Linked DNA regions of Homo sapiens: region 1 is linked to region 2. Evidence: chromatin contacts called from ENCODE Hi-C data. All regions are on one chromosome and are shown on one strand. Each heading gives the region's core, a stretch centred on a gene start or an enhancer-like site at or near the end of the contact. The rest is flanking DNA. Distances are from core to core; before and after follow the strand shown.

Evidence for each region. Hi-C counts contacts between places; a loop is a spot of excess contacts on that map. Pooled maps may share reads with other maps.
Region 1: a map of CD8-positive, alpha-beta T cell shows a loop between it and region 2 (8-fold over the local background). The contact joins the promoter of LINC01232 here to the promoter of DNAJC3 in region 2. A Hi-C loop is called at or near these places in 2 of 168 maps with a recorded cell type or tissue (CD8-positive, alpha-beta T cell and naive thymus-derived CD4-positive, alpha-beta T cell) and 15 of 50 pooled maps.

What each region holds. Positions count from the first base shown.
Region 1 is chr13:99,497,749-99,501,604 of GRCh38, forward strand. It overlaps LINC01232 (long intergenic non-protein coding RNA 1232), which reads right to left and starts at 1,558. Exons shown (of 5, transcript NR_110731.1): 1 at 938-1,558. LINC00449 (long intergenic non-protein coding RNA 449) reads right to left here and starts at 3,315. Exons shown (of 2, transcript NR_133664.1): 1 at 2,647-3,315; 2 at 1,975-2,192. It overlaps TM9SF2 (transmembrane 9 superfamily member 2), which reads left to right and starts at 3,724. Exons shown (of 17, transcript NM_004800.3): 1 at 3,724-3,856. RefSeq lists enhancers at 812-1,021, 1,032-1,151, 3,430-3,609, 3,516-3,856.
Region 2 is chr13:95,674,714-95,678,932 of GRCh38, forward strand. DNAJC3 (DnaJ heat shock protein family (Hsp40) member C3) reads left to right here and starts at 2,426. Exons shown (of 12, transcript NM_006260.5): 1 at 2,426-2,624. The coding sequence starts at 2,543. It overlaps DNAJC3-DT (DNAJC3 divergent transcript), which reads right to left and starts at 2,212. Exons shown (of 2, transcript NR_132117.1): 1 at 1,139-2,212. RefSeq lists enhancers at 1,516-2,363, 1,627-1,726, 2,364-3,210, 2,557-2,606 and silencers at 2,247-2,486, 2,717-2,806.

The DNA of each region.
Region 1 (3,856 bases), core at 308-2,807, 3.8 Mb after region 2:
AATCTCGGCACTGGGGGAGACCAAGGCAGGCGGATCACCTGAGTTCAGGAGTTCGAGAACAGCCTAGCCTGGCCAACATGGTGAAACCCCATCTCTACTAAACATACAAAAATTAGCTGGGCGTGGTGGCTGGCACCTGTAATCCCAGTTACTTGGGAGGCTGAGGCACAAGAATCGCTTGAACCTGGAAGGCGGAGGTTGCAGTGAGCTGAGATCCTGCCACTGCACTCCAGCCTAGGCAACAGCGAGACTCTGTTGCATTTAAAAAAAAATTGTGGTAAAATATACATAATAGAAAACTTACCGTCTAACCATTTTTAAGTGTACACTTCTGTGACATTAGCATATTTGCATTGTTGTGCAGTCATCACCATTCATCCCAACTTTTTCACCAACCCATACTGAAACCGTATGCCATTAAACAGTAAATCCCCATCCCTCCTTCTGCAGACTCTCTCTACAACCACTGCTCTACTTTCTGTCTCTATGAATATGACAGCACCATAGTATTGGCGGTAAATCAGAGTTGGCAAATGCAATCTGAAGCAGAGGAGAGGAGAGAGTCATATCCCTCAAGTTTTACAGTCCCATTAAAAGTATTAGTACTTTGAGAAAAGGACCGTCACGATCATGGGGAGAATGAAGGAAAAACTCCATTTCTTTCCAGTTTGCAACTGGAATTGTCACTTTCGTCTTTCGGCACGACAGCGCCCAGGCCACAAAAGCCCACAGGGCAGGGCCTCCATTTTGTGGCCTGCGTGGAGGGCGGGGCGGTCTCTCTCCGCCACGCCCCAGCACCGGGTAGACACCGCAGCCACGTAACCAAGGAACCCCGAATGAGGCGTTGGCCAGGTGAGGCCGGATCCGGAAGTAGGGGGACCACTTCGCCCCGCGTACGAGCCCCGCCCCCGGCCCCTCCCACCAGACCCAGGCCGACCTAGATGACGTGTCCGAGTAGGAGTTGGCGAGGTGCGGCCGGGCGGCCGGCCCTGCGCATGCGTGATACTTGCACCGGTCGAGATGGTAGCATGAGTCTGGAGGTCATTTTCTTTGAGAAAGGCTCCGCTTCTCCGGGTTTTTGCTGATGCCGATCCCGGGGGATTGAGGAAACATTGAGCTCTGGAGTGGAAAAGGTTGCAGACTTTTAGACTCCCAAGTCGTTGTAGTCTCAATCTCTAGTGGCTGCGTTACTGCAGGAAGTCACGGAAGCCTCTCCCCTTTCTTAGGCGCATCCTTGGCTGTAAAAGGAGGTTAAAAGCCCCTGGAAAACCTCAGGTTTATTTCAGCTCTGAAAGTCCGGTTCCAAATTTAGATCCAGCACTCTTGTGGCCTGGCCAGTGATGGTCGTGGAGTGCTTTCCCCGCGCCTGCGGTCTCTAGGCTCTGTGGATGTAGAGGTGTGGGATGTAGGAGCAGGCCCTTACCCGTGGAATTCACATATAAATGGGGGAATGAGACAGCAAACAAACAAACGTGATCCTTCCTGATAGTGGTAAATGTGGGATGCCGAGGTTTAAGCAGACGAGTGGTATTAAGGGATTTCAAGGTTTTATAAAATTGATTTTGCCAAGAGTGGAAGCTGAGAGGCTACTGCAGTAAGAAGTCCAGGGGAACTAAGAATTTGGCTTGGACCAGAGTGGTAGCTGTGGGCATGGAAAGTACTGAAAGGATTTAGCCCATAGTTTAGCAGCCCAACCAACGGGACCTGCTGAAGGACTGGAGGTAGGTAGTGAGGAAATGAGAAATTTAGGTTCTTCTCCAGGGTTGGGGCCTGAAAAGAGATGGGCAGCGATGCCGTTTCCTGGAAAACTGGGAGAGGAAATGTTTGGGATGAGGGCAGTGAGATATAATGAAGGTCAAGTTTTTTTTTTGTTTTTTTTTTTTTTTTTTTGAGACGGAGTCGTGCTCAGTCGCCCAGGCTGGAGTGCAGTGGCGCGATCTCGGCTTACCGCAAGCTCCGCCTCCCGGGTTCACGCCATTCTCCTGCCTCAGCCTCCCAAGTAGCTGGGACTACAGGAGCCCGCCACCACGCTCGGCTAATTTTTTTGTATTTTTAGTAGAGACGGGGTTTCACCGTGTTAGCCAGGATGGTCTCGATCTTCTGACCTCGTGATCCGCCCATCTCGGCCTCCCAAAGTGCTGGGATTACAGGCGTGAGCCACCGCGCCGGCCGAAGGTCAAGTTTCAGTGGTGCTAGGAAAAGAAGATAGTGAGCAAAAATGTTAATTTTTGTTTCCTCCTCTTAATATTTGGAGAAAACGTCTGCTTCCTTTTGTTATATTGGAAATCTCCATGACTTCCAAATACAGAATATTTTACAATTTTTCCCTATCCCAAAGTTCAGCGAATATGTTGATTTATTTGAGGGAGAGGACATGAAAGGGAAGCCACCTAGGCACAATTTTCTGCTCAGGCCCTACCAGATTAGTTTTTGTTATCAAAAAAAAAAAAAAAAGTGCCATTCCTTGGGCCAAGCTATGTGCTCAGCACTTTCCCTCCATTTTTGATTTAATCTTCACAACAACCTTAAGATGAACGTTCTTTTCTACTTCCCAGTTCTCTTGATTAACTTGGCTACCCCACTATATGGATCAATTTGCAGGGTCCTAGGTCCCTTTGAAAATCTGATGAAAGTTATAAACCTTACCTGGGAAAAAAGTACAAACACCCGCAAGAACTTGAAATAGGAGTTCACTGGCCCTCAACTTTCTGAGCTTACTATTTCACAAACCTGCCTATTCTTGAATTCTGAGCTGGAGGTCATGATTCTCTCTTATGTACTTTAAGATGATGCACTCTTCCGAAGTTTTTGATTGAACTCTAGTGGCTAACTGAATTGACTTTTTCAGATCACTAAAAAGCTTCTCCTTGAAAAATACTCAGAAGATGCAACACACACACACACACACGTGTGTGCACTTACACACGCGGACACCGTCTCACATCATCAGTGGGAAAAGTGATAGAATCTTGCTAAAGGCTGATCATACCATATTAATCCGATTCGCCAGAACTACTTTCTTCACTGAGCTCTCAGGTATGCTCGGGTCTTCCTTTAAAGAAAATAAATGTCAACGCTACACTCTATCCTACTCCCATTTTCCTCCTCACCCCATTTCCACTCTCCCTTAAAGAGATGTGTGCACACAATCACTGCCCAATGCAAGAATGCACCACTGCATCCAATGCTTGGAAATTGTCCGTGAAGATGCCTTTGAGTAGCTGTCTATTTGAGGATTTGTGGCTAATTCCTCCCCATTTGTTTCCTTAGCCTGCTCCCAACCAGGTGTCTCCAGAACTTTTTCTCTCCGCCACCAACTCCGCCTCCAGACAGACCGCAGGTGCTTTCTGTCATAGGGACTGGCGTGCCGCGGACAGTGTGACAAAGAAACTGTATGATGGATATGAGAACTTCGTAAGACCCAGCAGCAAACGGGGAGCGGCTGGCGAGCGCTCCACAGCCCCCAAGCGTGGGAGCTCTAGATCGGAATTTGTAATTTGGAATTGGAACGTGAGCGCCGGAACAGCTCTCCCAGCAACCACCTCTCCCAGCAACCACCTCAGCTGGCGCGCGGAAAACCCGGAAAGTGGATTTCGCCCCCGCTCCCTCCCGGAAACTCCTCCTGGTGCCTGCGACCGTTCTCACTGAGCATGTGCAGACGGCGGTGCGCATGCTCTGTTGCGGTCCGCTTCGGTTTCTGTTGCGGGACCCGGGGTGTCTCCTAGCGCAACCGGAACTAGCCTTCTGGGGGCCGGCTTCCTTTATCTCTGGCGGCCTTGTAGTCGTCTCCGAGACTCCCCACCCCTCCTTCCCTCTTGACCCCCTAGGTTTGATTGCCCTTTCCCCGAAACAACTA
Region 2 (4,219 bases), core at 1,176-3,675:
TATATGGTGGCATTAACTTAATGCTGACTTTTTTGTTCTTAATTTGGCACAAAAAGGTGTTTATAAGTGCTCTACTTGTTTCTGAACATTTATTTCTCCTCATAGTTAATTCCTAAACAAATCTTATTCCCTTTACCTACAAAATATGTTCTAGATCTGTTCACTCCTCTCTACCAACATTGTTTTTCCTAGTCAATAAACATAGATCAACCTAATAAAAATTGCATAATACTCTTAATTTTGGATATATCATAAATATGCTACCATTGTTTTTTAAGTCTTTTGCTACTATAATTAACAGTATGAATTACAGTGGAGATTTAATGTTTAACTTCAAAAAGACTCCATAGAGTCTGACGAATGCAAACATATTTACAGTAACTTTTCTTACACTCACTAGATTACTTTGATTTTCGGTTTTATTGGCAAGAGTGATTCGTGAAAACCATGACTAGATGAACATTGGAGGAAACATTCCCAAGCATTAATCACTTAATTTTAGTTTTGTACATTTTTTTCTGTCTAATGTTACCTTTGTTGTAAAATTATCTTTTTTTAAGGAATGCTTTGTAAAGCTTAGTTCTAATATTACAGAATTCATAGTTATGTAATTAATCTCAAAATCACTCACCATTGAAGACCCTTGCTATTTTTATTTCCTATAACACGAAGTCTATTATCTCCTTAATAATTTTTAATTTCCATCCTTAGAACTTCTTCAGCTCTGCTACTTTTTCCTTAAGGCCAGGGTCATAGGCAGCACACTGGTGATAACTCACTGTCTAGAAATATTGCATTTTGTTTACAAAGTTATTTTCTATGTTCAGCATTTTGCTGGCTGCCTTGGGTACAGTACCTCAATTGAATGTCTACACCTGCATATTTGTGGACATTGAAATCATCTACCATTTTTCAGAGACACTACCTTGTGATATAAAAAAACAGAAGCCAAAAAAAAAAAAATCCCAAGGAATTTCTGAAGGAGCCTCTCTTCACTACTCTGCTCTTGTTAGAATAATGAGTAACACTGGTATAACATTCTACAATTTACAAGAATATTTATCTGCTTCATGAAACCTCAAAACAAACCTTTGAGACTATCAGGATCCTAACCACTTTACAGATGAAGATAACTTACATAATAGTTATGGGGTTTCCTGGATCTGACTCCTTTATTCTTCACATTACATTATGTTGCCTTCCCCACAACTAATCAAGGACTCCGTTTTTTCTTTTTTCTTTCTCGAAACCATTTCCTCCATATTAGTTCCCTTTGGAATAGAAGCCTTTTTAAAAGTCCACCTTAGTATATCTTCAGGGAATCACAAATTCACTATGCTATTTATAATTCATGAGTTTCTCTAATGGTATCAAGGCAGCAAATACAGGTGAAGTAATAATTATCCACCTGATAGTACTTAACACACATACCCCGTGTAAAAATACTGCTGGTGTACAGTGTGTGTGTTGGTGACGCCGGAGGAAGTGGCCGTGAACAGGCTTAATGCCGCATTGAGTAACTTCAACCTCATCTTGCTCAGGTTCATATCTCTCCTGAATTTCCCCTGGTAAGCGCAAGATTCAGGATCCGTTCTCACAGTTTTTTGTTTACCAGTTGATGTTGGCTGCATTCAGGAACGCCTTGCTCTCTTAAGCCACAGTGCCTTCCTGGTCTCTTCTTCACAGGGTCTTCCACAATCGCTCTTTTTCCTGGGCACGGTGGTTTGCTGAAAGTCGGGGTGGGGGGCGGGGCGTTCCCAAGTTTCCAGGCCAATTACCTACCTGCCTTAGAGCAATTACGCACTTCTCTCTGGTAGTCCCTGAAATGTTCTAATCATCAGATCGCCCCAGCTTCTCCTGACCGTTTCTTGCTTACGGCTCAGTTCAGACAGTATTTGTTCCGGGACGCTCAGCGGGAGGCGGTTTTTACCGGCTCACTCGAGACCCCAATTCCAGGCGCCCTGCAGCTTCCCTCAGACTCCCCGGGACCGTGTTTGGCCTTCCCATTCGTACGCTGCGGCTGCGCTTTCCTCTCGTAACACCACGCTGGCGAACCTGGAAAGGATCAAATAGTCCCACTCGCCAACCTAGCGCGGCGGGACCGGCCCAAAAGGGCCTTTGCAGCCTGCGCATGCGGACTCGGCGGCCGCCACCGACTCCCCGTCTGCTTCCCTCCGGGCGGCAGCCGCGGTTTGGAGCTTGCTGACAGCTCTGCGACCGGCGGGCGCAGCCTCGTCTCGTGCTTCCACGTTATCCTATCAGGGACGGGGCGGGGCGGCGGCCTCCGCAGCCTATCAGCGCGAACCACGACCCCGGCGAGCCCGGGAGGAAAGCCGCCAGAAAGAAGGCGATTGGATGGCGGCGGCGCTCTGGGGCGTAGCGTCGCCCGGGCCCCGCCCACCGCTGCCTTCCTCTGCTGGGCTCCAGAGCCACTGAGGCCTGAGCGAGAGCCGACGGCGGGCGGGCGCAGCTGCTGCCGGAGCGCCGGCGCGTGCTGGTGGGCCACACACCTTTCCTCCTCTTCACTCGCGAGCCCTCGGACATGGTGGCCCCCGGCTCCGTGACCAGCCGGCTGGGCTCGGTATTCCCCTTCCTGCTAGTCCTGGTGGATCTGCAGTACGAAGGTGAGTCCTGCCCTGCCCCGGCCAGGAAGTGGGCTCCCGGACCAGGCCCCCCGCGCTTTCCCGTCTGCGCCCGGGCGCCTGTCCCGGAGCGGCTCGGGAGGTGGGGCGAGCGCTGGGGGAGCCCGCGGCCTGGCTTGGGCCTGAGCCCGCGCCCGGTTCCGGGTTTGTCTGGGGAAGAATCGAGGGGACTGGCGGGCCGCGGGGCCGGGACAGCGGGTTTGGACTAAGGAACCGGGCCGCAGGAGTCGGAGGAGGCGGGGTGCGGGGGCACCGGGCTACGACTTCAGGAAGTCCTGGGACGCGGAGACTTGGGCAGCCTTTGGGTCCTGGCCTCGCTTGGGACCCTCGCTGGGCGCCTGGGGACACTGTCAGTCATTGGTGCTGGCTGGGAGGAGGCACTAAGGTGGCCAAAAGACTTCCTTCGCTCTGGAGTTCTTGGGTGGGGAAGGAGTGTCATGTCCGGCTGGGAGTTGGAGGGGACAGTGTTGACTATTTAAAAAGTGTGTAACCATCCCCATTAAGATGCACTGTCGTGTAGAGAAATTGTTAGTTTGGTGCAATGAGGAGCCGCTGTTGGAATTCCATCTCCCGGACGGCCAGGCACTGAGTTTGTGGTTTTACAACTCCCAACATGGTGTCATTCAACGTATGGCTGGCATTACTTTTCCAAGTTCGCTGTAAAAAGGTTCCCTTAAAAAGATACGAACGATTAAATTTCACTTCAGTCCTGCAGACTGGAATGTTGGCTACTCCAGAATAGCGAAAATAGAGGGCTGTCCTATCTTAGATGGCAGCGGGGAGGAGTAAGAATTAAAGTTGATAGTGCCGATTTAACGAATGCTTCTGGCGCGGTTACTGTGCGAAATATTCGAGTGTAATGACACATCACATGCACTGATCTATTTTCATCCCCATAAAAAGGGCTAGTTGTCAAGGAGGTCAAATTAAACCTTTGAGTATTCCATTCAAAGGGAGCGAGGAACTAAAAATTGGGAATTGTTTATAGTGAATTCTTCTGAAAGTTCTCAACTTTTTTTTTTAAAGTAGTACTCCCCAGTTTTTAGGTGTCACCCATAGCAATGGGCTTTTGCTTTTGCTTCCCCTGGTAACCATATTTTTTGAACCCCAAATCAGAACACGTAGTGTGGCAACATTGGGACAAAGAATTTGACAGTGAGGCTGCCCCCAGAAAAATCTAGGGGATTGGAATTTGAAGGTCTGTACCACTTTAATATGGGTCATATATTCTAGTTCTTTTGCATTTTCAAAAGCTTCATTCCTCCTGCCCCCGCACCCCACCATCCCTCATCTGTAGTATTTATCTCCAGTTATCATTAATAATTTATTTTGGACACTTAAGAGAAAGTTGCCTATGTTCTGTTTAATGGTGATTTTTTTTTTTAAGTTACAGAGATGCACAATTTTGAATGATTGCTTTTCCCACTACTTTTTAGAATTGCTGTTCTGTATATGAGTCTGTAAGGACTCTTAACTCTTCATTTCCCTCCTGTGGTATTTTCCATAAGAAAACCACATTTGAGAGCTTTTCTGTGTAGGAGGCACTGGTGACATTTCTCAGAGGAGTGCCAGAGTGT